Linked DNA regions of Homo sapiens: region 2 is linked to region 1. The links are chromatin loops, found by intact Hi-C in ENCODE. Cell type or tissue: heart right ventricle. All regions are shown on one strand. Links, peaks and the distances in the headings refer to the core of each region. The heading gives the core; the rest is flanking DNA. Region 1 overlaps ADAMTS3 (ADAM metallopeptidase with thrombospondin type 1 motif 3). Region 2 overlaps ADAMTS3 (ADAM metallopeptidase with thrombospondin type 1 motif 3).

Evidence for each region. Peaks named below come from ENCODE experiments on the same cell type or tissue, not always from the same donor. Only the 100,000 strongest peaks of a DNase experiment are listed, where the experiment ranks them.
Region 2: it touches region 1 in a loop (10-fold over the local background); 28 of 110 quality-filtered maps call a loop at or near these places.

What each region holds. Positions count from the first base shown.
Region 1 is chr4:72,460,895-72,476,731 of GRCh38, forward strand. All of the region lies in intron 3 of ADAMTS3 (ADAM metallopeptidase with thrombospondin type 1 motif 3), which reads right to left. Among named protein-coding and RNA genes, the nearest start is that of ADAMTS3, 100 kb to the right of the region's middle. In heart right ventricle, for the core only: a CTCF peak has its summit at 8,211 (motif pointing left); no DNase peak of the experiment used is centred there.
Region 2 is chr4:72,286,829-72,302,665 of GRCh38, forward strand. ADAMTS3 (ADAM metallopeptidase with thrombospondin type 1 motif 3) reads right to left here. Exons shown (of 22, transcript NM_014243.3): 18 at 11,449-11,614; 19 at 8,826-8,958; 20 at 4,027-4,234; 21 at 1,923-2,040. Among named protein-coding and RNA genes, the nearest start is that of NPFFR2, 260 kb to the left of the region's middle. In heart right ventricle, for the core only: a CTCF peak has its summit at 9,318 (motif pointing right); no DNase peak of the experiment used is centred there.

The DNA.
Region 1 (15,837 bases), core at 3,621-11,620:
AGAATCATGAAGCCACAGGCATTCCTATAGATGGTTACCTCATTACTTATAATATCAATAAACCAGAAAGAAGCTAAATGTCCAATAATAAAGTAAAGGTTAAATACATTTGGGATAGTCAATTAAGTTTAACAAACATAAACTGAGTATGTTCTACATGCCAGGCATATAGCTAGCTATAGGCATACAAAAACTACTAACATAACAGCTTTGCTCCCAATACGGGAGTCTCATTCTACCATATCAACTCGATGAACTATGAAAAACCCATTAAGAAGAATGTAAAACAAAATAGATACATCTTTAGGGTAAATACTAGTATATAAAAATATGAAATAAAAAATATGAAATATTATGATCTGAGTTATATAAAAAGTCAACATAGAGTAGAAAGAAATAGAGTGGAATCATGAGAAGAATATTTGGTAGTTAATTACAGGGTGTTCACTAATCCATTATTACTGATCTTAATTTGACAGGCTATTTCTCATGCCATCTGTAATGTGTCAAACACCCTCCTTAAACATTTTTTTCTTTAGTGGACTGTAGATATTCTCTTTAGTCAATTCCATCTGTTAGTGGCAGCATATGCTATATAGCTCCAGAAATGCTAATATACTCAGGCAATGGATATAAGCAACTAATAGAGATTTTGAAATTGACAAACCTAACCTTTCTAAAGCAGAGGGCATGGCAGTAAACAGAGTTTTAAATGTATTCTTGTGGACCGATGGTAAAATTTCTGAACTGATACTCTTAACACCTTTATTAAAACAAATCTAATCTCTCTGCTCACTCCTTCCATTCAACAATACAATGAAATGTTTTCATATTCTCTGATCTTTGGCTAACTTAATTATTTCATTTACTTGGTATAAGTGATGTTTGCTACATGCAATTCAGTTTTCACTCACAGTTTTACTAGTAGTACTAATACACATTTAACAAAATTGATGGACTTTCCTGTGGTGCTTTAACTAGCAGCATATTGAATGATATTATCTGAGAAACAATCATTTCCTTTCTCTACTTCATCCTTTATCGCTCCTTTCATTACTAGTTCAGTCATTCAACATAAATTTATCAAGCATTTACTATAACCTGGTTACTCTTCTGAGCACTATGGATTAAGCAGTGAATAAGAAAACATCCCTGGCCTCACATAACTCACACACATTGCAGTTGAAGAGTTATGACTTTAAAAACAGAAATATAGTTCAGGTCATAATAATTGCTATAAAAAATAAAGCAAGTGCACACTTAAAGAGTGACTGGGTGAGGGCTTGGTGTATTGCCTCTTTTGAGGAGGTGACATTTGAGCAGAAGCCTCAATAGAGTAAAGGATTAATAAAGCCAGCAACCTCACGAGATTATCAACATCTATAACAACATAAGGAATATTATAAATCTCTTGGAAAATGTAAACCAGAAAGATGATTTATACTTGCTTCGTTTTTGTGCTGTTAGTTCTAAAAAGTCTCATCATAGCCCTTGGCTGTTGAAACAATGCGCAGTCATGAAGACTCACAGACTAAAAGTAGTTCAATCCCAAGCACATCAAAGAAACATGAGTGCATTTTACACAAGTGTACGGTCACACACCACAAAATGACATTTCAGTCAACAATGGACTGCATATATGATGATGGTCCCGTAGGATTCCAATGGAGCTGAAAATTTCCTATCACCCTGTGACGTCTTAATGATCCTGATCCCATGTAGGCCGAGGCTAGTGACGTCTTAATGATCCTGATCCCATGTAGTCTGAGTCTAATGTGTATGTTCGTGTTTTAGTTTTTAATGAAATAGTTTAAACATGTTTTAAATTTAAAAAATAGAAAATATAGAATAGAATATAAAAAGAAAATATTTTTGTAGAGTTATACAATGCGTTTGGGTTATTATAAGAGTTTAAAAGTAAAAAAAAAATCGTAAACATTTATAAAGTAAAAAAGTGACAGTAAGCTCAAGTTATTATTGAAGAAAGAAAATTTTTAAAATAAATTTAGTGTAGCCTAAGTGTACGGTGTTTATGAAGTCTAGAGGAGTGTACAGTAATGTTTTAGGCCTTCACAGTAACACATCGCTCACTCACTCAGAGTCATACAGAGCAACTTCCAGTCCTGAAAGCTCCATTCATGACAGGTGATCTATATAGGTGTACCATTTTTATCTTTGATACAGTATTTTTATGCTATCTTTTCTATGTTTAGATACACAAAAACTTACCACTGTGTTATAACTGCCTACAGTATGCAGTACAGTAACATACTGTACAGGTTTGTAGCCTAGGATCAATAGACTATAAGGCATAGCCTAGGTGTGTATTAGGCTATGCCATCTGGGTTTGTGTAAGTACACTGCATGATGTTCACACAATGTGAAATCACCTAACAACACATTTCTCAGAATATATCCTCCACATTAAGCAAGGCATGACTGTAATGGGTACGTAGCTCAGAAATGACCAACCTCTCAAAAAGCCAAACCACTTCATATTTTTGTCAGGTTATTTATGCCTTGGCATTTGTGCAAAGCAGAAGCATACATTGTAATCACTTGAAAGAAAAGATTATATCTAGACCAAAGAAAGTAAGACAAAAGCCACAATGAACAGCAAGGTTAATTATTCTAATGAAGCATCTTTCCACAGCTCCTCCAATTTCTAACCATATTATAAGAATACTCATTCTCCATCCCTCTCCCAAACCACTGCCACTGCCCAAAAATAATGGTGGGATTTAGTTGACATTTTTTTACTATTTTTCAGTGTTTTGAAATCTTTTTTGGATACTAAAACAGGCAAAAAAAAAAAAAAAAAAGCATTTGGTAACATACTTTCAAATAAAGATTTCCTCTTCCACAACTTCACATCTACTTCTTTCTTTATTTTTTAACTTGTCCAGTTACAGGTGGCTAGCAGCAAAGAGTTCCACCCTGCCATTAACCAAAGAGAAGCCTCACTGAAAAGGATCAAGAGCTCTGTGTTTCATCAATTTAACATCCTAGCATTAGCACCAGCCAAGCAGACACAGCCAGCCTGCCAAGACAAACAAATGGGTCTTGGCTAAAGGGGCGCCCATCTCTGGAGACAGCCCTCCAGTCTAAACTTCTTAAGGAGTCCATATAAACGTGCTTTTATTGAAAGGTGCTACTCCATCTAAAAAGCACAGATTCAGTTCAAACACTACCACCTTTCACGGTTATGTTGGCTTAAGGTGTGTGCAGCTCAATGACCGTGCAAAACCTGCGTCACAGCTACCTGCTGCTCACTTTTTAAATCCCCAAACCAAAACTTCTGGAGCCACATTGAACACTGGCTGTTTTATCAGAAAGAAAATAAGAGTGAAGAAGGATGCTGGGCCACAGAATCTTTTCCTGCCTCCACCCCAACCCCATCCAAATAGAGAGCTGCACTAGGTGAATAAATGGTTATAGGTCTCCTCTGTTTCTCTAGCCTAGTGGATAGAATTTAAACTTAGTGTGGGAATGTCACTCCTTCATTCCTTTTCTGGAGTTTGTCAGTAAGCGAACATTGCTTAAAGGTTGAGCTTCTTGGAGATGTGGGGTGGGCAGGGCTAAATTGTGAAATCTATTAAAAACTGAAAAGATTTTACAGAAAACTATAAATTTTTAACTAAATTTAAAAGAAAATCCACTAGCAAACATTTATTGAACATTTACTCTGTGTTGAATTCTGGGAAAAGTGTGGGGCTATGAAAGAGAACATGGCACTTACCATCCTAGAGAAACTATAAATCTAATTCAGTCAAATACTAATGGCAACAACTAAGAATAAAAACTACATCCTGAAAGTTTGCAAGATTTGGATTCCTAAGAATGTGCAAGAAGTGTCTCTACAAAGTAATGGACCAAAATTCTATGAGATAGTTTGGAAAAGTAGTCTCACAACTTAGTGTTCAAACTGCATAACCTTCATCTTAGAAGTTTCAGGCGTTTGTGTGTCACCAAATGAGTATTCAAGCATTCACAATCACAAGGAGCCACCCTCACAGGAGCGGCAGTAGTCTTGTATTCATTCATCCTCTGAGCATTGGGCTTCTAAAATGTGCCAAGCACTCCATCCAGGTGTTGGAAATGTAATGGTAACAAGACAGAAATCTAAGCCCTTGCCCTCATGAAGTTGATAATCCAGTTCAGGAGAGAGAATATTAATAAGTAAATAAATAAACACCATTGCTTAGTTAGTGACAACTATGATGCTAAAAATTAGCCTGGGTCCTGGGAAGATCTGAGATGGAGGGGCAGGTATCAGAGGAACCATTTTAAGAAAGGGTAGTCCAGATTGGCTCAAGAAGGAATACTTGAGCAAAAATCTGAAGGATCAAAAGGAGCCAACTATGTAGGAGGAGTGACTGGCAAAGGAAGTAGCAAGAGGAAGAAATGAGCTTAGCAAGTTCCAAGAACAAAAACGCCAATGTGGCTTGAACATAGTCAACCAGGGTGGAATAGTAAGGCTAGAGGCCAGTCTTTACCAAGGCTTGGATCATGTAAGGCCTTGCAGATGATGGTACAAAGTTTGGCTTTTATTCTGACAGTGATAGGAGGCAGCTAGGGTGGGAGGGTTAAAAGTGGGGGCGATATGATCTGATTTACTTGTTTTAATGTCCACTCTGACTGTACTCATTCATTCAAACATTTGTTCAGCATTAACTATGTCCTACACACTGGGGATCCAGGATTGAACTAAAAAGGGCAAAATCTCTACCTTCATGAAGTTTGGGTGCAGGACAGGGGTTTTAGGGGCAATAAATACAAAGCACACACTTAAGCTTAATGTTTCAAGTTGATATGGTTTCCCTGTGTCCCCACCCAAATCTCACCTTGAATTGCAATAATCCCCATGTGTCAAGGGTGGGGCCATGTGGAGATAACTGAATTATGGGGGCAGGTTTCCCCCATACTGTTCTCATGGTAGTGAATAAGTCTCATGAGATCTAATGGTTTTATAAATGGGAGTTTTTCTGCACAAGTTCTCTTGTCTGCCACCATGTAAGATGTGACTTTGCTCCTCATTCAGCTTCTGCCATGATTGTAAGGCCTGCCCAGACATGTGAAACTGTGAGTCAATTAAACTTCTTTCCTTTATAAATTACCCAGTCTTGGGCATATCTTTATTAGCAGCATGAGAACTGACTAATACACAAGTGATAATGTCCTATCAATAAAAAGAGAATAAAAAGGTAGAATGTGATAATGCAAGATGCCATTTCAGAAAGGTTGGTTGGGTCCTTCTGACACTGTGATGAACATCTGGGGAGAAAGCATCTCAGGAAGGTGAGCAGTCAGTGCAAATTCCATAGAGAAAGCACTGTTCAGCTCGTGGCTGGCACTATGGTTCACAGGAGGATGTAGAAGAAGAGGCTAGAGGGATAGCCTGTGTGAGAGCCATGTGCATCCTTGTAGTCCATGGTAATGAGTTTGGATTGTATTCTTGAATGGCAAGAAAGACCACTGGATAGTTCTGAGCAGAAAATGACAATCTAACTGCTGTTTGGAGAAAAGACACTACGGCAACAAGACTAGATGTGAAAAACACCGTTACAGCACAAGAGATGTGAGTAGCTTGGACCAGAGTGAATGGTCAGAATCTATACATATTCTGAAGGCGGAGCAAACAGAATTTGCTAATCGACAGAATGTGGGGGTGGGAAAGAATGAGAGCCTTCAAGCTTGATTCTAATGGTTTTGTCTTGGATGTAATGCTATTTCTAATTTCCCTGCCTCCCTGTGGCTGCATCTTCTCTATATCCCTGGTAGGCTCCATGTAATCTAATGTTATTTGCCCAAGTTCTACCCTTGACCATCTTCTCTTCTCTTGTTCTCTTCTCTTTTTATCATTTCCATTTATACTCATCGCTTCAACTGTACTATATATGAGATGATACCCAGAGTAATAGAATGGAAAAGGCTGTAATTTAGGGTCAGATAGAATTAAGCTCAATTCCAAGTTCTATCAGTTCCAGCTATGCGGTCTTAGTTAAGATAATGACCTCTCTAAATCTGCCTCCTCAATGGTCCATTAGAGATGATAATACCTCAAGGGGATACTGAGATAATTAAATATGTCACATTTAAAACCTCACTATATCTCTGGCACATTGGAAGTAATCAAACATTATTTCAAAGTTGTATTTTATTTTGTTTTAATCTCCATCTCTAGCTAAAAATCACTGCAAAAAAGCTTTCCCCTCTCCTCCATTTTCCATAGTCAGCCAAACCTGAAGCCCAAAAGTCACCTTTGAGTCACCTTTGTCTCCTCTAGCTTTTTCTGGCTTTATTTCTAACTGCCAAGTCTGCAGATTCAAAATTATACCTATTGATTTCATTCCTTCTGTTAATCCTATACTTAGGTAGCCCCAAAATCTGCTGATCACTGTCTCGAGGCTTACTCTACAGCCTTGTCTCAGCTACACCTCTTCCCACAGTATCTATTGCAGTATCTTCCAACTTCTCTAAGTCTTATTTCAGTGATCCTCCTAAAATGCAAGAGCACTCCTAAGTGAAAACCTGCAAATGGCTCCTTATAATCTAAATAAGATTCCAGCTTGTTAATATACATTCAAGAGACATGATTTTGATCCCATCTTGTATCTCCAACTTCTCCTACATTATTTCGTCTTTATTCCATACTCTTACAATTTAAAAGTCTACTGTCCTATTCCACCCTGATTTGTCCCATGTTATTTCTTCTGCCTAAAATATGCTCCTTCCTCCCAGCACCCCAAACTCTCTACTGTTTATTCTTTAAGTCCAAGTCTTACCTCCTCTGAAGGATCTTCCCTGAATACATCACAGACTAAGTTACCACCCTTTTAAGTGAGGACAGAGTAGCAAGTTTGCATCACTTTACTAGGCCCTCATCATACCACACTGTAATCTTTTGCTAACTTGTATAGCACTCCCCATAGATGGCCATCCTTGAAGACAGAACTACTCATGACTCATCTTTGTATCCTTAGTGCCTACCATCCTACAGCAATGCTGTAATCCAATTATATAGAGCAGTCAACTAATGTTCAAAGAGGTTAAGCTATATTATATCATATATGCCTGTATGTATCAGAGCAAAGAAGGTTATAAACTCTGGACCATTTTGTTCCAGCAGCCACACTTTCTCAAAATTAGAATCATATAAAAATGTATTATTTCACTAATCCTTCAGAGGTTTTCAGTCTGAAAAAAAAATTTCTTTAAGTAGAGCTCAAGAACATTCTTCATTGTATATCTAAAAATAGTGAAATGAAAAACTATTTTAGATTCCTTCATTTACAAACTCTAACTTAACAAAAACAAAAAGCATTACATGTAATATATAGTGTAAGAATCTAATTGGCAAAACTTCACAATTGCCATGGATATGATGCCAATGGAATTTCAAACTTCTTCACAGTCATCATGATCCAAAGTTTACAGGAGTCTTAAGAAAAATAAATCAGGACAATATCCCAAATTTCTTTTCAAATACAAATACTCTAATGGCAAATATCATGCAAACATTATGCAATTATTTCACAGTTCACAGTTTTGTTCTTCTTAAAAAATGTATTTCACAATTTTACTAAAAATTACCCACATGGTAATTACATAAATAAGGAACTTGATGTATCAGTTATATTAAAAGACTCCCCATACCTAGTCATATTTAAATGACAAGTCTGGAATAATAAATAATGATTAACACAAGCATTAACCAAATACAAAAAGCTATCTTAACATTTTCCTTTAAAACTTAAGTAATGTCTTAGGTAAATCCATCCGTTATTTCGAACAACATTGCATCAAACACATCACAACAAAGTTAAATTAATAATGTCAAAACTGGCATGTATTATGAAAAAAAAAACGAGAAGAAAACTTAGAATAGAATGTAAGTTTTGACTTGGTTCACAGCTTATCTTGCCAGTGCATATCACATGGTCCCTCTCTTCAACCACCAGTCACACATCTAAGTTTAACTAAATGTTATTTATTTTTCATATTTTGTGGAAAAAGCAGTCTCTGGTTTCCAATAAAAAGATGGCACAGCATCTTTCTTACCAAGAATAATTACTAGATGGTTGTTCATAACTTTTCATATGCAAGTTCCTATAGTACATACATATGATTATAAATCATACTACAATCATATTAATTTAAACTCTACTCATCAATCATTATCAACTTAACAAATTAGCACTCTTGTGCCCTCTAGTGGATGAATGAATACAAAATTCTGTTTATTTTCCTCAGAAAGGTAAAAACTGAACCTGACTATACACGTGTATATTCAGAAATATGTTTAGAAGACAGATATAGTAACAGTTAACCAGTTAACAATGTAGCCCAAGAGGCTGGTGAATACAGATATGAAGACACTATATTACAATAAAATGGTAGTATTCCATGGGTTGGAGTTCTACCTATAGAATTCAAATGGTTTGAATTCATACTCCAACCCATAGAAGTGATGTTGTTTCAGGCTCATTGTTTAATATCAGAGGCTCCATTTCTTCCTCTCTAAAATGAGGTGGATAATAGTGACTTCATAAGTTGTTGTGAGAATTAAAGGGGTTAACATGTGAGTACAATGAACAGTACCTGGCATTCATTAGACGACTAATAAAATCAGTGTCCTTTCCCCTTATTGCTATCTAATCCCTCACCTCTCCGTGATCAGCATGCACAGGTCTTTCAGGCCTGCTCCTTCCAAGCACAGGTGACTCTTGAACAACACAGATGTGAACTGTGTGCATCCATTTATACATGGATCTTCTGCCTTTGCCAACCCTGTGACAGCAAGACCAACCCCTCCTCCTCCGCCTCCTCTCCCTTAGCCTATTCACTGTGAGGACAACAGGGAATGAAAAGCTTGATGATGATCCACTCCCACTTAATGAATAATAAATACATTTTCCCTTCCTTATGACTTTCTTAATAACACTTTTTTTCTCTGGCTTACGTTATTGTAAGAATACAGTATATAATATATACAACATACGAAATAAGTGTTAATTGACTGTTTATGTTATCAGTGAGGCTTCCAGGCAACAGTAAGCTATTAGTGGTTAAGCTTTAAGGGAGTCAAAAGTTACATACAGACATTTCACTGCATGGGGGTTGGTTGCCCAACCTCCGCATTGATCAAGGATCAATTGTATTGTCCCAGTGTGCCATATTTTTTTAAATACAAGACTTCAGAGAAGACTTCAAGTTTGTATACAAGATGAGAAAAACTAGAATGCTCAATACTGTTTTAGTCTAGGTTGATACTGGCTGTCCTGTGGGTTTCATTCTGAATCGGGATTCTAGCCCTTTCAGCAACTCCTCTTACTTGGTCATGGGCAAAATGGCATAGCTACACTGACATGATTCCTCTATATCTCAGGCAGATATTCTAATCACCACCTACCTCTCTGGAATACCATGAGGATTACTCAAGTCATTTTCTGAAATTATTTTAAGTTTATATATATATATATACACACACACACACACACACACACACACACATTTCATATACATAATATATACATCTCATGTATAATATATATACACTCATAATATATACATATTATGAGTATGTATATACACACATATAATACACACACATTCTTAAAATTATATCCATCTTCCTGTATATGCATGACTTATAGTAATAGTTCTCGAAATTTAACCTGTGAATCCCTGAAGACACCTAAGACCCATTCTCTTAAAGGGGCTCTGCAAGGTCAAAACTATTCTCACCCTAATATGAAGATGTTTTCACCTTTTTCACTGTGTTGATATTCGCACTGGTGGCAAAAAGGCAATGGTGAGTTAAACTGCTGGGCTTCCACATGAATCAAGGCAGTGGCACTCAACTGTACTAGGAGTCATCATATTCTTCACTGTCCTACACACTTATGGTAATGACAATAATTTTTAAAAGCCAGTTGCAATAAAAAAGTCCTGTTAAAGCGTAACAATTATTAATTTTATTAAGTCTTAAGGCTTAAGTACAAAATTTTTAATATCCTATGTGATATAAATAGGAAGTGCACAACCATATACCACTTCTATCGCATACCAAACTACAAAGGATATCTCAAGAAAGATCACTTGCACAAATGTTTGAGGTGTGAGTCGAATGAGCCGTTTTTTCATGGAACACCATTTTTACTTAAAATAATGACTAAGAGATAAAGCACAGTTATTCAAACTTGGATATTTGGCAAACATCTTCTTGAAAAATAACGTGAGCCTGCCTTTTCAAGGAAAACAACTAACAGGATATGTTGCTAATGATAAAATTCAAGATTTCAAGCAAAAATTAGAAACTTGGAGTACTTGTTATCTGCCACTGTTAGCTTAACAGACTCTCAACATTTAAAGACTTTTTCTGATTTAATCTGTAGTTATAGTAACAAATGTCAATAATGCAATAACTTCTAACTCCATGACACAATATTTTCCAAATGACCAATGCATAAAATTACAAAAAGTGCAACATAGATTTTAATATAACAGAGTACAAAAATACTTGATATGCTTTTGGATTCCACATTGCATCTAGTATTTAGAGTGCTAGTATTTGTTGAGTTCTAGTATAGAATCAAAGAATGTTCTCATTATATAAAAAGCATTTTAAAATATTTGTTTCATTTCCAACTGCATATGTTTATAAGACCAGATTTTCTTCATATACTTCAACCAAAACAACATTAAAAATGCAAAAGCAGATATGAAAACGTAACCATCTTCTATCAAGCCAGGCAAGAAAAAGGTTGGTGAAAATTAAAAACAATGCCATCTTCCTCTTGAATTTTTTTGTTTTTGAAAATATAGCTACTTTTAGACAAACTTGTTTATGTTAATATATGCCAAGTTTATTATAACTACTGTAAAAATTAATAAATCAATATTTAATTTTGTTCATCTCTGATTTTCATTATGGTAAATGTAGATAGATATAATCTATATAAACAAAATCTCTTTGAGGTCTTAAATAATTTTTAAGACTATAAGGGCCCTAAAGTCAAAAATTGTCAGAACTACTACCTGAAAGAAACCAAGATCCTCCACTGAAGAAAGCTATCAGTAGAGATCACTTCTCCCTCAGTTGGAAGCAGGAATGTCAGGAACTATGGGACATAAAGCAGATACTTAGAATTCCTGAGATAAATACAAGGAAGATCTAGAAATAAGAACTGAGTTTAACATCTGGAAATCCTGGTCCAGGAAAAATGAGACAGGGCTTGACAATATAAATGACAAATAGGAGAAATAACGTTTTTATAAATATTCTGAAATTCATACATTCTCAATTCCACTACATCGCTTATATTTGCTAAGGCCAAAATTCCATGCCCCTTAGAAGAAAAGAAACTTATAAAAACCAAACTACATACTGATCATTTTTCTTCTGAAAATAAGATATTAACCTCTGTTACTACAGAGTATACGCCAAATACAGAAATATCCCTGGTAAAATATCTTTTAACAACATGCAAAGCAATTCACTGTAGGTTTATACAGTATATTAAAGACACATAAACAGTGCTTCTGAACATAAAAATAACTCAACATTCTCAAGCTTCCATGAAAATCAGTTTGTTTTCTTACTTTTTTTTAGCAAAATGGGCTAATTAACCTACTAGTCCATGTTATGAATTGCTTTTAAGAACCTGACAATGTCATCTTGTCCGTTCCCCAATATATATTTAATAAGGAGACATTAAAATTAGATTCTGTTCAAGAGAAATATTCCTTCTTTCACCTTGCAGTTCTGAAGAACCCCCAATATATAACAGAAAAATCAGAGTTGTGCTAATAAGTACTCTTAGGGGAATAATTACTGAAAATGCCACATATAAGATAGTCAAAATGAAGGGTAAAATAAATTCTTTATTCATGGATAGCTTATGTTGACAATTGTAGAATGGCTTAAGCACTGCACGAACTTTGGCTAGCATTTGTTTCATGTTAAGACACAAGTCAATCTGAGGTGCCTCAAACGTAACTGTAATATTTGATGACCATGAGTATGAGTGAAAGAGAAATTCATCTAAAAGTTGGCATAAAATACAGCAAAACAAAATCTTTAGTTTTGCAACCAAAGTAACTTGGAACCCCATTACAAAATTTCTAAAAAGAATTAAAAATAAAAAATTAATATTAACAAAACAAACGATAATTTAATAATGTATAGCTTTGCTATTCAACATGTGTACCTGAAGTAGCAGATCCCACAGATCTTGTTAAAAATATTGATTATCATAATCAGTATATCAGAAGTCGACATACTTCTACTACACCTAGGGACTCTACTCACTAAGTACAACTGTCTACTCTGGACCTTATATATATAACAAACATAAGACGACTCTAAAGGTGGAGAGAAGAAGGCAGACTAGCTAAAGACCTCAAGATCCATGATGACATGCTGGGTTTTCTTTTTGCTTCTTTTATCCCAGATTTGCAGTGGAAAAAAAAGTTAGCAACTCAGAAATGTAGACAAAAACAGGCAAGGAAACAAAAACAAACAAAATAACAACAGCAACAATAACAAAGCCCTAAAAAAAACATGCTCTCTCTAGCCAATGGTCTAGGAAATGGCCAGCCTATGAGAATAAAAACATTTAGACACTAACAGTTTTACACAAGCCAAACACCACAGAAAAAAAAAAAAAAAACACGGTCCTACTACATTCACACCAGCACAGGCCAAGTGGGGAGCTTAGGCCTCCATCTTGTCAAGATTGTGATGAGTCATCCCAACACCCTAGGTGGTGTGAGAGAAAGCCAAGTGGGGAGCTGGGACTTTCATTCCCACCAGTTGGTAACCAGCACTTCCCTAGTACACTGTGTACTATCAGTGGGACCATATGAAAAACCAAGACTCCCAACTCCTACCCATCAGTAATGAGTCACTCTTTCCCCTCCCCACTGGGGTGGTTTCAAAGGAGGCAGAGTGGAGAGTTAGAACTTTCACCATTGCCTGGTAATAAGGTTATCTTTTATTGGAGGCCATCCTCAACATGATGTCAGTGAAGACCATGTGGAGAGCCAAAATTCCCACTCCCACCCAGCAGTAATGAGACACTCCTGTCTTCAGGAGTAAATAGAAGCCAAATGAGGAACACAAACTTTTATCTACACCTGGCAGTAACAAGGGAGCTCCTTCCCCACATATCTGCTAAAATGGTGTCAGAAAAGGCCAGTTAAAACAGAAGGTTTAAATAAAATCCAGAGTCTCAGAACATATGAAAAAGTCCAGATATAAGTCAAAAATCACTCGTCATATCAAGAACCTGGAAGATCTCAAACTAAATGAAAAAAGACAATTAATAGATGCCAACACTAAGATGACAGATGTTAAAATCATCTGCACAGATTTTAAAGCAACAATGATAAACAATGTTTCAATCATCAATTACAAACATACTTGAAATAAATGAAAACGGAGAAAAAACAAAGAAATAGAAAATATAAGGAAAATTCAAATAAAGTATTACAACAGAAAAATATGGTAACCCAGACACAAAGCTCATTTGGAAAGGCTCAACAGCAGAATAAATGGACAGAGAAAAGAATCAGTAAACTGGAAAGCAGAATAGATGTTATCTAATCTGAACAAAAGAAAGAAAATAGACTACATAAAATAAACAGAGCCTCAGAAACCTGGAAACAATATACTTAAAAAAAAAATCTGACACTAATATTCAGGTAAAGTTTCCATACTTCATTCAAACTGGTAAAATGACAACATCAGTAGTTATGTACATATAATACAATATGTAGAGTAACCACCAGAAACTACACAAGGATATACCTCACAAACGCTATTAATAAATCAAAATAGAATTCTAGGCCGGGCGCTGTGGCTCACGCCTGTAATCCCAGCACTTTGGGAGGCCGAGGCGGGTGGATCACGAGGTCAGGAGATCGAGACCATCCCGGCTAAAACGGTGAAACCCCGTCTCTACTAAAAATACAAAAAAATTAGCCGGGCGTAGTGGCGGGTGCCTGTAGTCCCAGCTACTTGGGAGGCTGAGGCAGGAGAATGGCGTGAACCCGGGAGGCGGAGCTTGCAGTGAGCCGAGATCCCGCCACTGCACTCCAGCCTGGGCGACAGAGCGAGACTCCGTCTAAAAAAAAAAAAGAAAAAAGAATTCTAAAAATGTTTGCATAATCTTTAAAGGCAGGAAAAATAAAACAAAGAATTAAAAAATAGAGGAGGAGAAAAAAACAGAAAACAAAAATAAAGTACCAAACTTAAGCCCTAACATATTAATAATTACATTAAATATAAATAATGTAAATATAACATTAAAAGACAGAGATTGACAGATGAAATTTAAAAGCATAACAAAATTACATGCTGTCTACAAGAAACTCTCTTCAACGAAATAGGGAAGTTGAAAGTAAAAGAATGCAATATATACATAATGCACATATCATTCAAAGAAAATCATAAGTGGCTATACTAATGTTAGATAATGTAGACTTCAGAGCAAAAACATATATATATTAACAGAAAGAGATATTATATAATTATAAAATAGTCAATACAGGAAGAAGACACAGCAATCTTAAATACATATGCACCAGACAACAGAGACGCAAAACATATGATACAAAAACTGATAAAATTGAAAGAAGAAACAAACAAATCCACAATTACAGTTGGAGTCTTTAACATGACCTTTGGAAGAACTAAACAGCTAGACAAAAAATTAGCAAGAATATAGACGAACTCAACACCATCAATCTACAAGATCCAGTCAATATTTATAAAATATTCTACTGAAGAATAGGAAACTATATACAGTTTCAAGAGCCCACAGAACATATACCAAGAGAGAATATATCCTCATCTATGAAAAAAAAACAAAATTAAAATAACTGAAATCAGACTAAGTATGTTCTCTGACTATAACAGAATCAATCTAAAAATAACAGGAATGTCCCCACTTAGAAAGTAAACAATACATTTTAAATAATCCATGAGTCAAAGAGGAAGTCTCATAGGAAGTCAAAATACATTCAAATGAATAAAAATACAACATATCAAAATTTGTGGGACACAGTTAAAGCAGTACAAAAAGAGTAATTTACAGCATGCAATACATACATTAGAAAAAAGAAAAATCTCGAATCAATAAGCTAAGCCCCTACCTGAAGAAACTATGAAAACTAGAGCAAAGTAAACCCAAACTAAGTAGAAAGAAGTAAATAAGTAAATAATAAAGAGCTAAAATCAATAAATCAAAAAAGAAAAAATCAATAGAGAAAACCAATAAAACAAAGAGCTAGGTCTTTGAAAAGATCAATAAAACTGAAAAAATATCTAGCAAGACTGACAAAGAAGAAAGGAGGCATGAGTTGTCAATATCAGAAATGAAATAGATTCATTCAAGATCCTAAAGATAACAAAAGAATAATGATAGAATGCAATGAAAAATTCCATCAATATAAATTTAACAACTTAGACAAAATAAACTACTTCCCCAAAAAACATAAACTACCACAACTCATCTAACATGAAATAGATAATTTAAACATCCTTGTAACCAATAAGGTAATTAAATGTACAACTTAAAAAATCCCAAAAAAGGAATGTCCAGGCCCAGATGGGTTCAATGGAGAATTCTACCAAATGGTTGAAGAAGAATTAACATCAACTCTATACAATTTCTTCCAGAAAACAGAAGAAGAAAAACTTACCAATTAATTTACGAAGCTAAAATTACACTAATCCCCAAACTAGACAAAGACAAAGGGAGGGAAGGAAGAAGGGAGGGTGATGAAAGAAAGAGAAGGAAAATTACACATCAACATTCCTCATAAATATTC
Region 2 (15,837 bases), core at 4,349-12,348, 170 kb before region 1:
ACTGACTTGGGGAGAGAAAATGAGACAGGAAGAGAAAAAGATGTCAGTGGAGGGGCTAGGAAGAGAAAGATAGGAGGAGAAAGAGACAGACACAAGGAGTAAAAGATGGAGGAGTAGAGAAAAAGAGGCTGGAAGGAGAGGAAAAAGGTGGGTATGGCCTGAATGTGTGCCCCCAAAATTCCTTTGTTGAAACCTAATCCTCACGGCAATGGTACTAACAGGGTGGGGACTTTGGGAGGTGACTAGGCCATCAGGGTGGAGCGCTTATGAATGCAATTCATGCCCTTATAAAAGAGAATCAAGGGAGCTCCCTGGCCCTTTTCACCACATGTGGACAGAAAAACAAGGCACCATCTAGGAAGCCCTCACCAGACACTAAATCTGCTGATGCCTTGATCATGGGCTTCTAGACTTAGAACTCTGAGCAATAATTTTTTTTTAATAAAGTACCCAGTCTCAGGTATTTTGTTATAGCAGCTAGAACAGACTAAGGCAGTGGAGGAGATAAGAGACAGGGAGAGAGAGAGAGGTGGAAGAGATGGAGAGACAGAGACAGACATACCAAGTTGGAGAGGAAGGGGAGGATAAAGAAAGAGAAAGGGAGAGGGTGAAGGGGAGGACACCGAGAAAGAGAAAATGGGAGAGAAAGGGAGACAGACACATGGAACAAGGAAAGAGGGGAAAGAGAGAGCCAGGAAGAGGCAGGAGGAGAGAGAAGATGAGAGGGAAAAAGAATGATAGGAGGTACAGCCAGGGAGACTAGGAGAGGGAGAGGGAAGGACAGCAAGAAGAAAGAGTAAGGCCTCGAAAAAGCATGTGTGGCTGACATAGAAAATGAGCCACATACAGGCAGCAGGTGACAGCTCATCAGAGACAGAGCAAGACAGACACCAAAAATAAGAGAGAGACAGAGGACAGCAAATGGAGACACAGATGACCGAGCACAGGACAGACAGAGATGTGGATAGAGAGCTATGGAAATGGAGGCAGAAGGAGACAGTGATAGAGCCCAAAACCATCCAATATATTTTGCTTGTTTTATTTACTTATGTTTTGAAATGGAGTCTCACTCTGTCACCCAGGCTGGAATGCAGTGGCGTGATCTCAGCTCACTGCAACCTCTGTCTCCTGGGTTCAAGCAATTCTCCTGCCTCTGCCTCCCAAGTAGCTGAAATTACAGGCATGCGCCACCATGCCCAGCTAATTTTTGTATTTTTAGTAGAGACAGGGTTTTACCATGTTGTTCAGGCTGGTCTCGAACTCCTGACCTCAGGTGATTCACCCACCTTGGCCTCCCAAAGTGCTGGGATTACAGGCATGAGCCACCGCACCTGGCCCCATTTTGCTGTTTTAAAATAGCAAATTGACTAAATAAAGAAAATATACTCTGCTTTTGCCATACAGCAAGTTGGCAGGTCAGGCAAATGCTGAATTTTATCCTATGTGCAAGGTGTCTGTTTGAAGTTACTCTATGGACAGACAGTTATTGGAAATGGCTTTAGGGTTGAGTAACATTACCCACAGATCAAAATTGAATAATTTTAGTAAAATATTTCAAAATCTTTGCAAAATTATGCTTTTAATAAAGATGTGAAGTTATAGTTAAATATAACAAGGAAAAATTAAGTGGTTCCTATTAGCAACACAAATTGATAGACGTTACATATACATGGCACAGCCCTCACTCCAATGCCACCAGCCAGAAATGGCAGGGCTATAGTGATCATGATAATTAAAAAGTGTAGGACATTACCTCAAATGCTGATCTTAAAGAACTGAACTGGACTAATATTTCACAGGTGTTTTCCTTTGGTTATTTATCAGTAAACAAATATAAATTCTATAACTTCTCTCAAAAGGAAATTCTGCTTTTTGAGGTTTAAAAACATCAGAGCAGTGAAGTCAATTGGTGTGACACCTACCATTACAAGGAGGCAGTTGACAGGCTCTGACCGACTCAGGCTTTTCACCATCACAGTGGTCCCCAGCCCTGCAGAGGACCTGCCTCACCTCCGTTCCTTCACCGCAGGTCACTGAACACTGCAGAGACAAAGGCTGTGGTTACAGACATTTATTGCACCAAGACCATGCACATACACACACACACACACACACACACACACACACACACACACACACAAAGACACAGAGATCTGGAGTGGGTTCTCTATTAAGTAATGCTGCACAGTGGTTTTGAAGACAGATACTACTGAGTTTATATTCTGACTCCATTATTTACCAGCCTGGGAGCATTGTTTTTTCTACATAAGATTCACCTTCCTTATCTAGTGGAAAGCTGGGATAATAATACCTGTCTTATAAGATTGTTTTAGGACTAAATGAAGGCAAAGGAACAAAGTGTATAAAGCAGTAACAAAATTCCTGACACCTAGTAAGCATATCATATGAAAGAAGCCATGATTAATAACAATGGTAACATCTGCTGTAGTTTCTAAATACAATGTTGATGATGTCTGTTCTCAGGGACCCAATCATAGTATTGACAGTCCTCACTTCTTTCTTACAGATAGCAGAATTTACTGATAAGTTGCCTTGGATGGTTAATTCAACATCCTTGGAACTACTATTTCTCTGTGCTCTTAAGTTCATTTCTCTAATGAAAAGGTTTACTGCTCTAAAACTAAGCTCAGAAAGTTCCATGTAATGGCCCTAGGAAGGTGCTGTGGAGGAGGGACTTCTACTGAGACTTTGATATGTGTTATCATTATCATCCTATGTGGGTGACCTGCACTTGTACTATGGTTTGAATGTCCCCTCCAAAACTCAGGTTGAAATTTAACTGCCATTGTAACAATGTTGAGAGGGACCTTTAAGAGGTGGGACCTTTCTGAGGTGATTTATGGGCATGGGTTAATGCTATTATCTTGGGAATGGGTTAGTTATTGCAGGAATGGGCTACTGATAGAAGGATCCTCTGTGTCTCTCTTGCATGCCTCCTTGCCATGTGATGCCTTCAGCTACAGGAAGACCCTCTCCAGATGCCAGTGCCATACTCTTGGACTCTGCAGCCTCCAGAACCATATGCCAAATAAACTTTTGTTCTTTATAAATTACCCAATCTGTGGAATTCTGTTAAAGCAGCAAGAAATAGATAAGACAACTTGCTTGTTTCTTCCTTTCTGGGCTTATTCTCCACTTACTCTTTAGTCTTCTGTCTGCTTTTTCATGCCCTTTCCTCCTATAAACTATTCTCCTATGACCCCAAGATTTCTTATTTTGAGTCTTTAGAAATATCTAAGACAGGTGGTAATAGCTGACAATGCAACATTGAGTCAGCCAATTAGCAAACAAACATCATCTGGACAGGTATGCTAGGCACTAGCTGAGTGCTGAGGAAACAAGGCATACTATTTTTGAGAAATGTGTGTACTAGTGGCAAATATAGATTCAAGAATCAGAGTTATAATACTCTGTCATGAACAGCATGGTAAAGTTAAGTTGTACTGCATTTCAGATATACAGGAGGAACTGCCAGGAAAGGTACCACCTGGAAGGTGGTCATTTGGACTACGGAGATGAGGTTTGGTGGAGAAGGAGAGATTATCAGGTAGGAGGAGGGGGAGTACAAGTCAGCTGAAAGGTAGGAGGCTCAAACAAGCATGGTCTGTTTGGAACAGTGTGAAGTTTACTCGAACTGGGACAAAGAGTTGGAATGAAGAAAGAATAAGAGGAGTTAGTGCAGTGCCAAATGGTGCTGGGCCCTGCATTCAATATCAGGGGTTTGGAATTTATACTGAAGGAATAGGGAAGTCAACAAAAATATTAGACAAAAGAACAGTCATCTTTCAGACTTCTTCTCTATGTTATGAAACACATAAACATGGTTTGCCCCTAACATGTACTGTCTTAAAGCATTAATTTTTCCTAACACCTCCAGGTAATTACAAAATATGCAGTAGTTTCTCAGTTCACACAAAGCCTAACTGATGTTTAAGCCAAATTAAAATATCTACACATGCTTACACACACACTTTACTTATGCATGCACGGAATTCACACACCTACCTCACTCCAGGGTCCTGTTTTCCACTGTGCAGGGCAGGGCACTCTGTTACAGGGCCGGCGGCTCTCGGGACGGTCACCCATGCAGTATTTGCTGTGCACAGAGCGGTTGGTGCCATCAAGGAGTGGCTGAAGGCAGCGTACAGTGCGAAGCTGATAGCCAGAACTTCCACAGGTTTTGGTGCAGTGTTCCCATTCTTCTGCTACCCAGCTGTGGGTGCGGGGATTTAATATTGCAATTATCACTGGTATGTATAGTGTACACATTTCTACCTGCAAAGCCTAGACTTTTCTGCTCTCTAAGTGACTTGCAACCTAGTGGGCACACTGCAGTTCAGGAAGTGGTTTCAGAAAGATGGATATAATGGATAACTTTTTAACAATAGTAGGCTGAAACTTTTATTTTATTATTATTATACTTTAAGTTTTAGGGTACATGTGCACAATGTGCAGGTTAGTTACATATGTATACATGTGCCATGCTGGTGTGCTGCACCCATTAACTCATCATTTAGCATTAGGTATATCTTCTAATACTATCCCTCCCCCTCCCCCCACCCCACAACAGTCCCCAGAGTGTGATGTTCCCCTTCCTGTGTCCATGTGTTCTCACTGTTCAATTCCCATCTATGAGTGAGAACATGCGGTGTTTCGTTTTTTGTCCTTGCGATAGTTTACTGAGAATGATGATTTCCAATTTCATCCATGTCCCTACAAAGGACATGAACTCATCCTTTTTTATGGCTGCATAGTATTCCATGGTGTATATGTGCCACATTTTCTTAATCCAGTCTATCATTGTTGGACATTTGGGTTGGTTCCAAGTCTTTGCTATTGTGAATAGTGCCGCAATAAACATACGTGTGCATGTGTCTTTATAGAAGCATGATTTATAGTCCTTTGGGTATATACCCAGTAATGGGATGGCTGGGTCAAATGGTATTTCTAGTTCTAGATCCCTGAGGAATCGCCACACTGACTTCCACAATGGTTGAACTAGCTTACAGTCCCACCAACGGTGTAAAAGTTTTCCTATTTCTCAAATAGGATGTGGCTGAAACTTTTAATGCCCTATTTTTTTCTGCCTCTCAGTGACTCTGAAATCTTCTTCTTTCCTAAAGGATGATCTACAGAGGGTTTCTGAAACTCATCTTAAAGTTGCCCTGTTAGATTCAGGCATGAAGGCAGTTTTCAAGGATAGCACCAACTCACTCTCAGTTACATTGCCTAATGGTGTTAAACATCTGACAGTGAATCTTTAAAACAGAATCCATCTAATGGTTGCTAAGACACACTTACGATTTCTTTACATAACCTTCTGTTTTCACTATGGTTTCCTTCTCTCTTGGTCATGTCTATTATACATAGTTAAAAATCTGGTTCACATTCTACAGAGGATACACCTCATGTCTTTTTCTGGGTTGGACGAGGGCACATTTTTATAAAATCTGGAGAGTTCACTCATGTTTAAATATTTTAACTGATATGACTGTTTTATTTCTACAGTTGTTGCTATGAAGGCTACTTGACATATCTATACTGTTTGGATAATGCAGTTCTTCTTATTGGCCCTTACTGGGCCTGACAAGAGGTAAGGGTGGTGTGCATTGGGGCTGGGTAAAAACTGTTCACACAAATGCACCCGATAGAAACATTTCCAGAGGCATTTTCCAAAATATTAACCAGGGGACATTCCCAAATTCTAATGTCAGTGTCAGTGTCCCAAGCACTCTCCAAATCAGCTGTGGATACAACATTACACACAGTTCTCCAGTACACATGGTTACCAAGTCCCAAAGGGTGGTCACCATTGACTCCATCTGGTTATGCAAGCTGTCTGTATGTAATTCAGGCTAAAATGGATTTGCCTTTTCCAAAGTTACTTTCCCTCTGCAATTTATTTTTCTTTCCATATATATGAGGCACCAAAATATAACCATGCTAAAACCTTGGCAGTCTTTGGTATTCACAGTTTAAGACTGCTTTAGCTTGTCAAACTGGTGGTAAAATGAATGTCTCAAGGCAACTGGACTGAGGAATTTTGCTCAATTTTGAAGACTTCAGTGATGACTCTCTTTTGAAGACAAATATTATACTTCACAGATATAGGTACTTCTGATTACCTCCATTCCCTCCTAAGATCTCAGAATGAAAGTAAATGACAAAAATGTTATAAATCTAGAAAGACAAAGAAATTTGAGAGGAAGTCACAGCAACATAATTTTGGAACCTAGAAGACAGATGGACATATGGAAACTAACTCAGCAGATCTAAGAAGAATGAAGTCCAACTCAGCAGTACAAGGTGATGAGCAAACTGACTTGCACTGTAGAACTTTAGAAATATTTAGGGATTAGAGGCCTTAGATTCAGTGTGAGCTGTGAAAACAAGGGTGAAGCCAAGACTGAAAGCAGGATAACTAATGAAAAGTCTGTTTGGAAGCAGTTAGACCTCCTGATTCTTAACCATACAGGGTGATTTGCCCTCCTCCAACGCAGAAGACATGAGGTTTATCCTCTGTAGAATGTGAACCAGACTTAACTGGATACAATAGACATGATCAAGAGAGAAAGAAACCACAGTGAAAACAGAAGGTTACGTAAAAATCCATCTGTGAAATGGTGAGATCGCTTTAGAAACCTATACACATTTCCAGAACAGCCTTTAAACTGGCTTACACTCCCTAGGCAAGAAATTGATTCTGTTCTATGGAATCTTTTTTATAAGAAAAACACTAAATATACAATTAATTGAGGCTCTTTCAATAAAATAGCTGAGTCAGATCACCCTATAGTTGAGCCCACGAGCCACGACTGTAAGGCAAACTTCTAATCAGCCTTCTAAACACTGCATTTTTATACACGTATGAACATCCCAGGATTACCACATAGAAATCCTCTAACATAAATGATGGAGGTGGAGTGGGTGTGGAGAAGTGGAAGAAAAGAACTCAAAAGAAATTACTTAGAAACAGGAAATGAATCCTTGATATTCCAGAAGAGATAAAAGAATACATTGCATCTGTGAAATAAAAATCAAATGCCTTGAAAAAGAAATACTTGAATAGATCTCTTGAATATTAATGATATGATAGCAAAAATGAAAGGTTCGGCAAGTGCAACAATGGACAATAGGAGAGAAAATCCAAGCTACTAATGTCCCAGAAAGAAAGAACACTGAGGAACACGGGAGAATTTTTTTCAAAACAAAAAAAATACAAGAAAATCTTCCAGAGATAAAAGATATACATTTTATTTATTTAAAAGTTTGTGTCATTTGCCACAACATAGATGAAACTGGAGGAAGTTATGCTAAGTGAAATGAATCAGACACAGAAAGACAAATACCATGTGACCTTCACTTGTTTTCTAGATTCCATATGTGGAATCTATAAAAGTGGAACTCACAGAAGTGGAGACTAGAATGGTGGTGATTAGGGGCTTGGGTGAGGGTGAAGGAGTAATGGAAAGATGTTGGTCAAGGGGTACAAAGTTTCAGTTAGAAGAAACATGTTTTTGAGATCTACTGAACAGCATAGTGTCTATGGTTAATAATTATGAAACTGATATTTCAAAATTGCTAGGAGAGCAGATTTGAAATGTGTGTACCACAAAAAATGATAAGTATGTGATGTGATAGATTGGTTAATTAGCTGAGTTTAATCATTCCACAATGTATGCATACATCAAAACATTACATCGTACCCCATAAAAACATACAATTTTTATTTTTCAATTAAAAAACTCTATAAGTACACAGCACAACGATGAGTAAAAATGAGCACCAAGTCAATTTCATCACTGGGATTTCAGGACACTAGGAACAAAATGACGGTCCTACAAACTTTGAAAGACAAAGAGACCAAAACAGGTCATTGAGAAAGAACTGAGAATCAGAATGGCAACTGACTTTTCAACAGCAACACTTGAGTGTAGATAATAATAGAACAGTATTTTTGAGTCTGAGGGATGATATATTATAGTTTGGAGTAACAGTAAATCCCAGAGAAGAGAAACGTAGTAGGAATTCCAAGGAGGATGATGAAAGGAAACCCTAGGATGAAAGCTGGTAAAAAGTCCAAGCTGGAGCTGGAACACAGAGAACTCTCTGTTCTCTAAGACTCTTCCATTTCTATGGAGACTAAAGTGACAGGATACTTGGATGTTTAGTATTTTGAGGGGATTGATACTGAGAAAGAGAGTTTGGGAATGAATTAGGGAAAAGTAGTAGAAGATCAAATACATAAAATCAAAATATTCATTTATTCTGGAAGAAACGTTACAAGAAAGAAACCATAATAATCAATGCATGCTGTGTGACTCAGGTATTAAGAGAGATACATGTTAATACAAACCCTGAATATTGCGATCAGTAAAAGGTATGTTAGGTCAGTAATGGGAGTAGCAGGGAAGGAGAAAGTGTGGCCTCTGGGTGTGCATTTGCGGAGTGGTCATAAAATAATACAATCTTCAGATTTCACAGTGAAAATTCAATGTATAATGTCTAACCCACCTCCCAAAAAAAGTCAAGGAATAGAAGCAAAAACATTTGACTTAGATGGAAGCAAGTAATTACCAAATATCAAAATAAATATAACAGTTGAAAGTGGTTGTTTTTGAGGAACAAGAATGTGGTGAAAGGCACAGAACTGCAGCTTTATATAATTCCTGTGAAGTGACTTGACTATTTAAACCATGTCTATATAGAGCTTTGACTGAAAATAAAATCAAAACTAAAAAGAGCTAAAGGCAGTGAAGTCCTGATTTTGACCTCCAGATATGATAGTTAAAATAGATGCTTACAGTGGATGTGTACACTCTTGAATATTGCACATTCGTCTAATAGGTTTCGGCTTTTTGTTGGCCTCACAGAAGCTGCGATGGACCATTTTATTATCACTTTTCCTACGGCATCCATATTTAGTGTACTGGAAACCTGGAAAAGGAAATAAAGTTCTTTGGATTTAATCACTTCTTCATGCTGATAGTTACTTGATTATTCACTTACTCATTCATACATTTATTCATCCATTCAATAAATATGTATTGAGTGCATACAAACCGGCACTTCAATAGGTGCTGAAGGTCCCAAAGAACATTAAATAAACAAAAACTTTTACCTTTTCAGAGAATACGTTTGATAAATATTGCAACTGCATGCATGTTAAAGAACTAGACTCTAAATATACACAGTCTAGCATGAGAGGTAGATACGAAAACCACTGTGACAATACTTAGTGACATAGGCTTTTAGAAAACTATGTAAATAACTTACAGTAGAGGGCACCAAAGGAACACAGAGGGAAGAGATCTGTAACTTGGAGGGGAGGGGAAAGCTTAGAGGATCAGTACTTTTCTTCAGCAGAATACTGAAGTTCAAATAGTATGGGGTAATGGAAATGAAGCAGAATTATTCTCCAAGCAAAGGAAATAACGTGTGAAAAACTGCGGTTTCTTCATGTGGCTAGAGGATCATGTGTGAAGAGTGCACGAGTTAGGGAAGGATCAGATCTTGAAAGCCTTCAGTGTCTAACAAGTTTCTGGACATTATCCTGAAGGTTATAGGGAGTTACTGAGGGTCTCTCAAACATCAACTTTTATATTTGTAATTATGTATATAAATTTGAAAAAATTCAAACCTATCCAAAAGTTGTAAGAAAAAACAATATTTGTATACCTTGCATCTAGATTGATCTTTTGTGACTATGTCACATTTGCTATATTTCTTTATATATGTGTATGTGTGTAAATATACATATAATTTTGCTGAACCATTTGAAAGTTGAGGACATCCTGATCCTTCACTCCTAAATACTTCAGCACAGATTTCAGAAGTACATTCTCTTATATAACTATAATATAATTCTTAAAATCAGGACATTTAACATAGACATAGTGCTATTATCTAACATACAGACCTATTCAAAAATGTTCAGTTGTCCCTATCATGTTATTTATGGCAATCCTTTTCCAGTCAAGGATCATATGTTGCGTTTAACTGTTATGTCTCCAGCCTCCATCAATCAGAAATAATTACTGAACCTCTTTTTGTCTTACGGCATTTACTAGTTTTGAAATTTAAAAACTATTTGTTTTATAAAATGTTCCGAAATTTGGGCCTGTTTAACTGTGTTCTAATGATGAGATTCAAGGGATTCATTTTTAGAAAGAATGCTACATAAAGTGATGTTGTGTCTTCAGGGCAACATGTTAGAAGACTGAAGGATTTTAATCTGGGAAATAATATAATTTTACCATTCATTCATGCATGCATTCAAGAAAAATTACCCTGTAAATTAAGGAAGAGAAGAACATCAATATTAGTTGACTAGTTAAAAGGCTATTGCAATAATCGTCCCTCCCAAAGTGGTGACTGGAGTCTGGTGAAGAAGGAATAGATGTGGTAGATATGAAGAAGGTATATCTGACAAATATTATGACCAAGTAAATGTTGAGAGTACAGCAGAAGGGAGGGTCCAAATTAAATAAGCATCTTGTAATGGATAAAGAGATGTCATTTAAAATACTTAACTATTGTATTCTTCCCTCAAGAAAACACTTTAGAAATACAGCCTTGAACTTAAAATTATAAAATAAATAATTTACACAAGCACTGCCTAATACAAATTTTGTTCTCAATTATTTGCTGTCATTTTTGTAACAGCCTCTTGCCTTCTCCTGCCCATGGTGGGAAATTGGTAATGGAGCACTTGTTTAGAACTAGAGGAATGGATGATGGGAGAAATTGAGAGACATTAAATCCAGCTTAATGGACTCTGGAGAGGGAACGGAGGCAGCACAGTGCAGTGAGTGAGAGCATGTGTTCAGAAGCCAGGTTATCTGGGTTTGAATCCTATGGGCTCTGGGCAATTATCTTCTGTGTGCTTCAGTTTTGCTACCACTTTAACAGAGATAACAACAGTACCAACTGCGTAGGGCCATTGTGAGTATTCATGCATTGATATATAAAGCATTTAGAACAGTATCTGGTTTCAAATACATAGCATAGTCAGTTACACAGTCATGTAACCAATAGCTCTTTTGTTATTAACTCTGGTAGAAATGCAGAGAGATACAGAAAGCAAAAGTAGGTAAGAAGAAAGATGAGGACCAGAGTACACTGAATTTGGGAGAGTTTTGGAGTTTGGGAAGAATAAAGTGATTAAGGGTACCACTACAGTAAATGCAAGACAAAGGACCTGAGAGAAAAGGGCAAGAGGATTTTAAGGTCTGTCACTGTTATGAAAGGAATCCTATGATTTGGTGATTCTGAGATTTCAGTAAAAATGTTTTGTATTGATGTTTTGATGGTTATGTTTGGTGTTTCTCAGATTGTGGCCTCGATTAGAGACAGCAATAAAGGTAGAAGCAAGATTGGTTTTTATATGCATTACATTTTAATATAATAAATGTGTTCAATGGTTACCTCCACCACAGGGTTTGGAACACTGAGACCAGCTCTTCAAAGCCCACTCAAAAGTATCTAATTCTTCCTGGATGACATTGTTGCTGTTGATTGTAGGTACAGAGTCTTCATGGATGATGTACTTATATGTCAGGCTAGAGCGGGTATCATTTTCTTGAGGTATAATCTAACATACACATGAAATCAATATGTAAATCACCTGAGGGTTTTAAATTTTGAGTGTAAAATTACAAATATTTCAGAATATTGCTCTTATTAAAACTGAAAACTTTCAAATAGTTTCAAAAATTATAATGTTTTTATTTCTATAAACCATAGTGCAAATGTGCCCTGTTTAAGAAAAAGATGAAGTATCTATAAAACTTTTAACATAAAAGTGTTAAAAAATACATACACTGAGGAGTAAGAGTTTGTATTATAAAAATAATAACTTTATAAGGTTCACTGTAGGTTTCCTTAAATTATATCATCTCCTTTTTAAAGGATTTTAACTTTTAAGTGTAAAGAATTATAATTAAAATTAAAGGATTAAAATTTTTAAATTAAAATTTTTAAATTTTTAAATTTTTTGAATTTTTAAATTTAAAAATTTTGGTGCATTTTAAAATTGTCTTCAACGGAAATTGTTGTGTTGTGATGATAAAGATAGTAATGTTCCCTCCAGAAAATATATACATTATGGAAAAATAGAAAGAAAACGAAAAATCATAATTCTACCTAACTAGAGAAAACCAGTCACTTTTATTATTGTGATAGTCCCTCAAGATATTTGCATTCTGTGTGTGTGTGTGTGTGTGTGTGTGTGTGTGTGTGTGTGTGTGTGTACAGACATATTTACTTTCCTGGCTTTGTTTATTTCATGTAACATGCACATTTCTCAAAATATTCTTTGAAAACATGCTTTTGGAGTGTGGAATGATGGTCATTGGAGACTCAGAGGGGTCAGAGGGAATGGAAGGAGGGCTGAATGATGGGAACTTGCTTGGTGGGTACAATGTGCATTGCTCCAGTGATGGATGCACTGAAGGCCCTGACTTTACCACAATGCAAGATATCAATGTAGCTAAATTGCACTTGTACAAAAAAAAGTTAAAAAAAGAAAATATACTTTTAAATGTCAGCATAGTCTGTAATCCTAAAATTGTTATGTATTATTGTTAATAAGTGTGTGGTAACTCTTCAATATTTGTTTTCATTAGAAATTTTCCCAACCTTTGTGGGGATTTCTGGCGTTTCTTAGTAGACTGAAGGGAACAAACACTTTTTATAATTCTAGTTCTTCTGATAGACTGGTGAATGGTCCTCCGGAACAGTTAGAACAATTGTTACTTTAATAATGAGAGTGTATGAAAGTGGCCATTTGACACTACATGTTACATAATTTTCACCTTTATTAATTGGATGGGAAAAATATCATGATTTTAGTTGTTATTTATTTGATAACTAATAAAGTTTAATTTTCCTAAGTTTATTACTCACATATTTTAAACACTGTACATTGCATGACTGTCCTGGTTTTTATTGGAACTGTACACATTTTTTCTCTCCTAATCTGTGCACTAAAGATATGAATTCCTTTTTGTAATATGAGTTGCAAATATTTTCTCAGTTTGTCTCTTGCCTTTTAATTTTGTTCAGGGCAAAGCTGCCTTTAAAAAAATTGATTTTCATGTAGCTTTCATAGGATTTTACTGATTATGCAAAGAGAGAAATGTGCAATTCATTGGTATTCCAAACTAAATTTTTAGAACTACCTTTTGTTTGAGAAATGAGGTGATACTAAAATCAGTGGGGGTAGAGGATCTGGTTATCTGGCTTTTATTCTCTTTTTTCTGTCTTTTTTTTTAAAACAGCATTAAAAATCAAGCACCATTCGAACAACCCTTACACTCTAGCCAGATATCTAATTCTCTTTGCCCCAGACAGCCTAGCCACCATGTTCCAGGACTCAGAATGGAAAAGCAATGTCATAATGATAGAACATTGCTTGTCTACACCCTCATCTCCTAGCTACAAATCTCCCTCTTGTACCTCCAGCCCACACCACTTGCTGTGGTCAGATTATAATCAGTGGGCAAGTCTTGAAGCATCTATCATGATGGTTAAGCATCAGGTCTCTAAAGCCAGATACTCATGTTGCTAGAAAAGAATACAATGTAATTATATCAGCATGAAATACAGCTTCTGGCCTCCAATCATTCATATTTAAAATAAGCTAAATAAAACTTTGATTAACATATATTTTATTATGGAACAGGATGAGAGTCTAGAATAGACCCACATAAATGTGGATAATTAATTTTGACACAATTGAAAGGCATTTTAATAAAGGACAGACTTCTAACAAATAGTGCTAAAACAACTGGACATTGTGATGGTTTAAGAAATGTAGATACATTAGGTAAAAAAGGACTGAGAATTCCGTCTCGGTTTCACTGTCCCATGTTCTCGCTCACTTGAGTCACTTGCTGTAGTGGAAGTCAGTGCCATATTGTGAGGATGTATAAGCATCCTATGGAGAGGCTTAAGTGGTAAAGAATCATGGACTGCTACCCACCACATGGAAAAGCTGGGGAACAATCATCTGAGGCCTTTCAGCACCATGTGACTAAGCTTGGAAGCAGAGTAACCCCCAGTCAAGCTGAGATGACTCTAGCCACAGTTGACAGCAAACTCATCAGATACTCTATGCCAGAACTAGCCAGTTAAGTGGTGTCCAGATACATGTTCCACAGAAACTATAAGTATTGCTTGTGTTCAGCCACTAAGTTTGAGGGTAATTTGTTTTACAACAATAGATAACTAATATAGACATCCATATGCAAAAATAAGGACCTAACACTTCATACAAAATTAACCCCAAGTGATACATATACCTAAATGTAAAATGTATAACTCTAAAACAGTTACCAAAAAAAGTAGGAGAAAATGTTTTGATGCTGGATTAGACAAAAAAAAATTTCATAACACCAAAATCTTTATCCACAAAAGAAAACATTAAAAAATTGGACTTCGATAAAGCTAAAAGATTTTGCTCTATGAAAGAAACTACTAAAAGAATGAAAAGACAACCTATGGACTGGAATAAAACATTTGCAAATCATGTATTTCACAGAGGACTTGAATATACAAAGAGCTCTCGAAACTCAACAAAAAGAAAATATAACAACTTTAACAATGGGCAAAAGATTTGAACAGATATTTCAAAATGGAACTAATTTTCAGAGAAGAAAAACCCTAAAAATTGAGTGGAGCAATTTGACTTAAGTATAATATTTTATAGGAAATCCAATAAATAAAAATTCTGTATAAAACAGAAACTAACAATAAATTTCAAATCAAGTAGCTGTCTTCTGCTTTCATCCATGAGGGAGTAATGGAGTTGCCGTCTTGATATTAAAAGCTATAAAACTGGGCAAAATATTTGCAGAAACTTTTTTTTTTTGTTTGGCAATGTATGTCATGACAAAGGACACCAATCCTTGTAAGAAGAGAAACAAGCCAGATCTTATTCCTGACAAGGGCCAGGTTCTGGACCTGGAGCTAGATTAGAGTTTGGAACTTTCAGAGCCGGCCACTAAAGAGGGGCCTGCTTAGAGAGATCACCTAGAAATCTACATGGGTCCATGACTGAGGGTTGGTCTGTGTATGCTCAAGCCAAGACACCAGGCAGTCCACAGTGGGAGTGCTGGGGGTGGGACAGTGATACCAGAAACCAGGCAGGGCTGAGCCTGGCACCATGAAAGGCCACACCATGGGAAGAAGGACAACACTGAAATAGACTAGCTGTAAGGAAGAATAAAACTAGGCCTTAAAGGATCAGAATGATCTGACAATAACTTAACCGCCTGCCAGAACAAAACCAGACACCTTACAATTTATCTTCCAAAATGTCGAGTGTACAAGAAAAAAAGAAGCAGGAAATGTGATCCATAAAAAAAATTGACAATGTGAAGACCCAGAACTTAAAGGGTAACTTAGATGTAATGAGTGAACATTATGAAAAATTCAGCCGAAAAATGGAAATAAAAAAAAAAAAAGAACCAAATGGAAATTCTATAAAAGAAAAGTGCACCATCGGATACGAAAAATTTACTGGATAGGCTCAAGGACAGATTGGAGATCACCTAAGAGAAATAGTGACTTAGAGCTCAAAAGGAATAATCCGATCTGAAAAATGTATTTTAAAAAAGATTATAAAGGATGAACAGAGCCTGAGACTTGTAGAACAATTTCAACTGATTTAAGTGAGTCCTAGGAGTGAAGAAGAGAAAGATGGGGTGGGGGTGAGGGTTTGGGAAAAACAACTAACTAGAACACATCATGGGAAATTTACCCAAATTTGGTCAAAAACATCAACCTACAAAGCCAAGATTCTCAGTGAACCCC